2 separate regions of the Homo sapiens genome follow, and region 2 is linked to region 1. The links are chromatin contacts, found by Hi-C or POLR2A ChIA-PET in ENCODE. All regions are on one chromosome and are shown on one strand. The core of a region is the stretch at or near the end of the contact, and the rest is flanking DNA. Distances in the headings are between cores, read along the strand shown.

Region 1 (4,137 bases), core at 605-3,104:
CATATCAATGTTGATGGTTGCTAACTCATTTTGGTGGTGGCCGCTAGTACTTAGCATGGCTGTGGCAATTTCTTAAAAATAAGACAACAATGGCATTTGCCACATACATTAACCCACCCTTTCACAAAAGATATTTTTAGCATGCAATGCTGTCAGATAGCATTTTACCCATAGAAGATCTTCTTTCAAAATTGGAATTAATCCTCTCAAACTCTAACGCTGCTTTATAAAGTAAGTTTAAGTAATATTCTAAATCTCCTGTTGTCATTCAACAATGTTCATAACATCTTCACCAGGAGTAGATTCCATCTCAGGAAACAAGTTTCTTTGCCCCTCCAAAAGTAGTAACTCCTCACTTATTTGTTTTATCATGAGATTTCATCAATTCTGTTACATCATTAAGTTCCACTTCTAATTATAGTTATCTTTCTAGTTTTATTATATTTGCAGTTACTTATTCCATTAAAGTTTTGTTATAGGACCAACAGTTTCATATGCTTACTGTCCAATAATAGTCCAATTACACTGAGACGTCAGATTTGGCAGCAAAGAAGGAGTTTAATAATTGCAGGGCACTGAGCAAGGAGATAAGAAGAGAACCCTAAATCCAGCTCCTCAAGGAGTTCTGGGTTGGAGGTTTTAAGGAGATCATAGATGGTGATAGGCTGGAAAATTTGGGTAATTGATTAGTCAGGGTAATAGGGTAAAGTCATCAGAACAAGAAACTACATTATTTGCTGAGTCAGTTCCTTGTGGGGTCCTCTAGATCAGCTGGCATCAGTGAAGTCTTTCAGATCAGCTGACATCAGTGAGATCCTTCAGACCAGCCGAGTCAGTAGTTTTAGCAGTATGCTGGACCTGAAGGAATACCTCAAAAGGAAAGTTGATCATTTCATAATGTTTAAGTTAATATTTATAGAAGGATTAAGAGGAACTATAGTCTTGTAACAGGGTCTGCATAATTCTAGGACAACAGCCAAATAACTGTGAGGAAGTGAGTCGGAGAACAAGCTAACCTAATGATTAATGCTGAATGTACTACAAGCTTGGTTTACTTTTCTCTTTTTCTTTCTTTATCTTTGATTACTTTAACAAAGTTTAAAAAGATAGTGTCATCTTGAAACTCTCAATATCTTACATGATGGTTGTAAGAATCAACATGTATACGCTATATCATAAATGAACCTTTAAAATATTATGTTACATAAAAGAAGCCAGTCACAAAATACCACATATTGTATGATTCTATGCATTAAAAATTGTCCAGAATAGGCAAATCTATAGAGATAGAAATTCAATTAGCAATTACCTAGGACAGGGGAAATGCAGAAACTAGGGGTGGAGAGAAAAAGGCTAAGGACTATAGGGCTTATTTTGGGGAGATAAAAGGGCTCTCCAACTGATTGTTATGGTAGATGCACAATTCTGTGAATATACTATGAAACATTAAATTTTACACAATAATTGATAAATAGTATGATATTTAAATTACATGTCAACAAAGTTTACAAAAATATGTGGACCATGTTTAGTCATTTAATCTTTAGTTTTGTGTCAAATGGACTGCAGAAACAAGATCTGTCACTGCTACTGTTCTGGACACTCTTCTAAAATATATTGCATAAGACAGATGGCATGTCCATACAAGATCCTTGATATTAGCTGAAGGATAGCACTCATAAACATAAAAGGGAAATTAATCACATCTGTGTGAACAGATCATTTACCTTCATTTGTCTCTTTGCCATCCACATGCTCAGACTGTTGATTTAATGATATTGTATGTACTTTGACTTATAAGGGTTACATTTTAACTTCTTGGCTAATTTATCTTTGGACATAACCATGAGAAATGACAGAAAGGAACAGCAACTGGAAAACAAGCATTGCATTGCACCAGGATGTCTGTGAAATGGACTTCAGTAATTTTGCTAATACAACTGAGCTTTTGCTTTAGCTCTGGGAATTGTGGAAAGGTGCTGGTGTGGGCAGCAGAATACAGCCATTGGATGAATATAAAGACAATCCTGGATGAGCTTATTCAGAGAGGTCATGAGGTGACTGTACTGGCATCTTCAGCTTCCATTCTTTTTGATCCCAACAACTCATCCGCTCTTAAAATTGAAATTTATCCCACATCTTTAACTAAAACTGAGTTGGAGAATTTCATCATGCAACAGATTAAGAGATGGTCAGACCTTCCAAAAGATACATTTTGGTTATATTTTTCACAAGTACAGGAAATCATGTCAATATTTGGTGACATAACTAGAAAGTTCTGTAAAGATGTAGTTTCAAATAAGAAATTTATGAAAAAAGTACAAGAGTCAAGATTTGACGTCATTTTTGCAGATGCTATTTTTCCCTGTAGTGAGCTGCTGGCTGAGCTATTTAACATACCCTTTGTGTACAGTCTCAGCTTCTCTCCTGGCTACACTTTTGAAAAGCATAGTGGAGGATTTATTTTCCCTCCTTCCTACGTACCTGTTGTTATGTCAGAATTAACTGATCAAATGACTTTCATGGAGAGGGTAAAAAATATGATCTATGTGCTTTACTTTGACTTTTGGTTCGAAATATTTGACATGAAGAAGTGGGATCAGTTTTATAGTGAAGTTCTAGGTAAGTATTTTTTTCAATCAGTAACATGAAGCTCTAACTTATTTGTGTCTTTGAAGCAGAGCTTATATAAAGCCATAAAGTCAGGGTAGTGGGGTTTTGGTAAGTGAATTTATAAAACAAAAATACAAGATGATCTATTAATCTCACAAATATTATAGAAAAGCTTAAATTACAGGGTCAGTTAAAACCCTGTGGCCATCACTCACACAGAACACCCCAGGAAATCATAAACCTATACATTAGTGCATCTAAGACTTTAAGCAATTACACATCTGTTTTACTATACATTGTTTTACATCTTAAAAACAGTAAAATCCATCAAATAACTTCTTACTGAATGCATAGATTTAGAATGAGTAGTTACACATTTTTCTACAACTATCTATATAACTGCAGAAATTGTTTTTTCTTGTAAACTTGTTTTCTTATTTAGAAATCAAAAGATGTTCCCATATTACCAGAAGGTTTCCTTCACAGTAAAGAGAGATAATGTCTATACCTCAGATGCAAAAATCAATAAGGGCAATTTGAAGTTTCTAATGTTTCTATACTCTTTCACGAAAGAATTGGAAATCATTAATTTAAAGTCCAATCATCTTGTTGAAGTGTGAAGGTTGTTATATCTACATAGTTTTTTGAAACTATGTCTCTTTATTAGAACATATGAGACAAATTAAGGTTGAGTACAAATTTTTATTTCAATAATTTCTCAAAAATTTCTAGCTATAATGTACAAATATATTTACTTAAAAATATTATTAAGATCTTAGCTTGAATCTAAAAGAGTAGTTGGTACAAGGATTTCAGCCATACTCTCAACATAGTCCACAGTTCACTTGAACCAAAGATAAAAGAATTAGCTTAATGAGTTGTGTAAACTAGACTATTTCTTAGAAAATTATTTTTATGGGTAGAGTAGAATTAATTGATTATGGAGCTCAAAGAGTTGTTTAAATGTCCGTATGCTACTATTGAAGCTTTAAGAGAAAAGAAATTTTCTGTTTAACTTTCTATGGCTCATTTTAATAATTGTTTATGATTATGAGCATACTGATGCGACATTAGAGATGTAGCTTAACCTCACAATTCTCCTACTACTTTGTCTTTCTTATAAATACACATGGGCAAAATATGTAATACATAAAATTAAATTATATCTATATATGAATATGTGTATATATTTTTCAAAGCACAGATATTTGCCTACATTTTTGCCTACATTATTCTAACCCCTTTCAGAAATTTACCTAAAGTAATTATCTTGTGTCATCCACCTTTTTTTTTTCTATTCCTGTCAGGAAGACCCACTACATTATCTGAGACAATGGGGAAAGCTGACGTATGGCTTATTCGAAACTCCTGGAATTTTCAGTTTCCATATCCACTCTTACCAAATGTTGATTTTGTTGGAGGACTCCACTGCAAACCTGCCAAACCCCTGCCTAAGGTAAACATACTTTTGTTGGTTTTATTTTGTTGGCTTTGAATTTTCAGTAGAAATGATTCTATAGTCTT
Region 2 (4,231 bases), core at 367-2,866, 230 kb before region 1:
CCAACATTTGCCTTTGTATGTCTGTTATGTCTATATATTACTTGTGTCATGTGGAAGTGATATTTCAATATCAAAATATATGAAAGAGCTCTAACCAACTGACTTAAAGAAAAGTTAATTGCTTATCACACTAATAAAAGCTAGCTTGGATACCTTTGAGTTCACATGACTATAGCAATATTTGGTAACATTAATTTGGAAAATTTAATCTCAAATTTCTCTCCAATAGTTTAAAATCTGAGTCATGTTATGTTAAATTAAGTAATCCTCAGTATGGTCACTGAGAATTTAGGTTACAAAGAGTTAAAATAGTTGTAGAATAAAAAGTTTTTTTGGGTGAGGTTTATAAAAACAGAAGGATGTGATTTTTGCTATTGAAAATGTAATTTTTTTTCTTTATGTTTTATTATACTTTAAGTTCTAGGGTACATGTGCACAATGTGCAGGCTCATTACGTAAGTATACATGTGCCATGCTGGCCCACTGCACCCATCAACCCATCATTTACATTAGGTATTTCTCCCAATACTATCCCTTCCCCCTCCCCCTACCCCACGACAGGCCCCAGTGTGTGATGTTCCCCACCCTGTGACCAAGTGTTCTCGAGGCTGAGTCAACTTAAAATTTATATATATACATATATATATATATATATGTATATATACACATATATATGTGTGTGTATATATATATGTGTATGTGTGTGTATATATGTGTATGTGTGTGTATATATATGATATATATGATATATATGATATATGATATATATGATATATATGATATATATGATATATGATATATATGATATATATGATATATATGATATATATGATATATATGATGTATATGATATATATGATGTATATATGATATATATATCATATATATATATGACCAGATGGATAAAGAGAAAAGTGAAAACTCAGGAAATAAGAAACTTTTGACTCTCAGGTGGCTACATGGTCTCCCATCTTCAAAAGCTGCAGCTGGGCTGCATTCAGTTACCAAAGGTAAAAGTTACCAGTGGAATTTAGAGATGGATGATAGACATACTCCCAGGGAGTTAGTTCAGTGAATGCATAACAAAATGGAAACTAATAAGAAAACTACAAAATGTTAATTCCCTTGGTTATTGCTATCTGTAATCGCTAAAATGAAAGTAAAAGAGTGCGGAGTTTTGCCTTAAGGCTTGACCAAATTTACATGTGGACTCTCAGCTCAGGCCACTAGCTTCAAAGCTAGACACACACACAGGCACACACACACACACACACACACACACACACACACACACACACATCTTAAGCCAGGGCAACAAAGTTACCTTTGAGACCTGTAGTTACCAAGAAGATAGCCAATGCACTTAAATAGAAAAAGAAGTTAACTATTAAACCCAGAGGGTATAATGTAAAGAAATTGCTCCTTTGTAGAATAATATAATCAGTTTCCTGAGAAACGTTTACTATAATGGACTGGAAAAATAGCTACTTTAAGGGCAATATTTTTTATTTTAAATGCTACAGAATGAAAAAGCAGGGGTTTATGCAGGTCCCACAGCTCACGATTAAGCAATCACTGAGGAGTATATGTGACCCAGCTTCACAAGCAGCCCAGTGGACTGAATAATTGCCACCATAAGGTTTGATTACCCTGAGAAATGGACTGCCCAACTCACCCTGTAAAATTCCAGGTGGAGTTCCCCAGATGAAGCACCTGATATGCTTCATATGCAAACCATATGGAACTGGCTTTATGATGACCAGAATATTATTCAATTAAATATACCTATTACCCTGGTCATAGTAAATGCTATGGTTTAGGGGGACCCTTCTACCTGGGCATCCCAGGTGACATTACTCCTGCAGAATCAAAGAGCTGTTTGAGAAGCCTTCCCAAATTTGCTGTCCCCCATGGATCTTACCGATGTTATTAAAACATTAGGGTAATTAAAAAATTGGGCAAGGTAAAAGGGAGTCAAAGGACTCATCTATCATGGTGGAAATCTTTAGATGATTATTAAGAAATAAAATAAAATAAAAATTGATAGGGTAAAAACAAAGGCTTTTACAATGCTATAAAAGTGGGGTGAACAAAAGGGAGCCCCTGCTGATCTTCAAACATTATAGGGACCTACACCAGTTTTTTTGTATTTGCCTTAGATTGGATTTTTTTTAAAGCAAAGTTTGTAATCTAATGGGAAAGCTGACATTGCCTGCGCAATGTTGAGGCAAGTTTAGATAAAAAATTGATAAAAGGGCTTGAGTCTCTTGGATCAACCCTCTTCTGGGAGGGTTAATTTTTTACCAGAAAGGTAAATTGGTTTGAAGATAAAGAAGAAAAGCTCCTGGGATCAGAGCATAAAATTGTAAATGTTGAGAGGATTATGAAATTTGAGATGTTTAAACAGGTTATATGTAAGGTGGTTGTGATTCCTTTACCTAAATGTTTTATGAAAATGGGTATTCTATCTGAATGGGGGAGATTTTCCTGATGTAGTTGTATAAAGTTGAAGGCATGTAAACCTGCTCTTTGAAAAATGCTATTTGGACAGCTAAGTGAGTACTAGCTAAAGTGCTGGTTGAGACAAATCCTTCACTTCATAGCCCTTTGTGGAAAGTTTATTTGGGCTTATGGCAAAAGCCTGTGAGCACTTTCAAATGACAATTACTGGGACTTTGGACTAGAGAATTTCCACTTGAGAAGTATTTACAGCTTTGCTATGGGATGTTAACTGAAACTACTTCTATGCTAGCAGAAATAATGGTGACTGAAAGAGTTCCATGATAAAATAAAAATGGTTTATACAGAATCTTGCTACCTGGGATGCAAGAAAGACATATTTATGAACAGGGAGCCTCTTTTTCTCCTTAGGATGGACTCTGACTATGCGAGGAGCTGTTATATTCTACAGTGCTTAATAAAAAGCTCTCATATTACAAGAGCTGCTTATCTTGTGAATGGCAGTTCAAAGGTGAATACATGCCTTCTTGTTTGGAAAGCTGCTGCTCCAGTTAAAGAGGAGTCAAAGAAATATTTTTCTTTTGAGTTTTTTATAGTTTAGAGCAATTGGGTAAAATTTGCTTTTGTAAGCAAATTTACCTCTCTGAGTTCTCCAAAATTTGCAAACTGTTCATGAGTCTTTTGATTGTGTGGTAATATTGTTATTGGTATAAGTTTAGTAAAAAATATATATTTTTAAAATAGGACAATTGGAGACACCAGTTATTTTACCAAGGCTTTGACTAGAATAACGTTTTTACGTAAAGTTCCAGTAAAGCTAACTTGAAAAGAGCCTATGTGGCCAAACAATTCTTGCTGAACTTTATGTGAATAATAAGGCCAAGTATAATAATCCTGAAACTTATTTTGCACACAAATTGAACTTTTTTTTAGTATGAAAAGCAACTAGAGAGAGAGACATTGTTTCAAAAGAAAAGTCACTTTTGTTTTTGAGTGCAGGTTGAATCATGACTCATTTCTTGGCTGCAATAATCTCCTAAAGAATACCAGGTTATCATTTTTCTTCATGTTTTTGTTTGGCACCCTAATGGAATAGTTTTTTTTTTTCTCCTCTGGCACCCACATTCTCTTTTGTCAAATTATTAATGTTATCAATGTCTCCCCCTAGTTTTAGTTCTGAGAAAATCAGAATCATGCTATTCCGAAGACTAGAGATGATTTGACAAAGCCTGTTAATCTCCTTCATTTGAAATCCTATTGGGATTGATTTGTTTTTTACTGCAAATGGCCTTCTGTAAAACAATACAAGTACCTTCCCTCTATGTCCAGGGACTACCACAGAAATGGTGGGACCATGAGATTGTAAGGGCCGGTTTTGAGGGATAGAATTAATTCAGACCCTCCAAGTCAAGAAGGGGAGATAAACAGCTGGAAAAACTAGGAACTTTGCTTTCTGAGCTATTATATGACACATTTTTATTTATCCCAACCATAAAGAATTTTCTGTTTCCTGTAGAACTAAAATAAAATTATTACAGAGGGAATATTATGATACCTCATGACAAAATGTCCTGGATATAATACTCACAATTATGAGATTTTATTTAGATAGATACATATTTGAAACAATTTTTTTAAGCCACATTAGATTAAATTACTAAAAGACTTCATAAAGTCTTGCAGCACAGCAAAAGCCTCTAAATTGCAAAAAAGCATTTTTAACAATGTTCATGTATTGTATAGCTAATTGGTATAGGTCAGTAACTAAAAC

What was found. A loop is a pair of places that touch in the nucleus more often than their neighbours do. ChIA-PET counts read pairs that join two places held with the same protein, here RNA polymerase II (POLR2A).
Region 2: a loop to region 1 is called in a map of Caco-2, with 10 times the contacts of the local background. The contact joins the enhancer-like site here to the promoter of UGT2B7 in region 1. A Hi-C loop is called at or near these places in 3 of 168 maps with a recorded cell type or tissue (Caco-2, HepG2 and PC-3). POLR2A ChIA-PET finds 5 or more read pairs at or near these places in 1 of 52 experiments (HepG2).

The regions. Positions count from the first base shown.
Region 1 is chr4:69,094,620-69,098,756 of GRCh38, forward strand. UGT2B7 (UDP glucuronosyltransferase family 2 member B7) reads left to right here and starts at 1,855. Exons shown (of 6, transcript NM_001074.4): 1 at 1,855-2,622; 2 at 3,921-4,069. The coding sequence starts at 1,902. RefSeq lists an enhancer at 3,821-4,137.
Region 2 is chr4:68,869,684-68,873,914 of GRCh38, forward strand. It overlaps the pseudogene LOC101930041. Among named protein-coding and RNA genes, the nearest start is that of UGT2B10, 56 kb to the left of the region's middle. Within about 2 kb of position 1,617, at least 2 of the 41 ENCODE cell types and tissues checked have a DNase peak (open chromatin) inside an H3K27ac peak, as active enhancers do.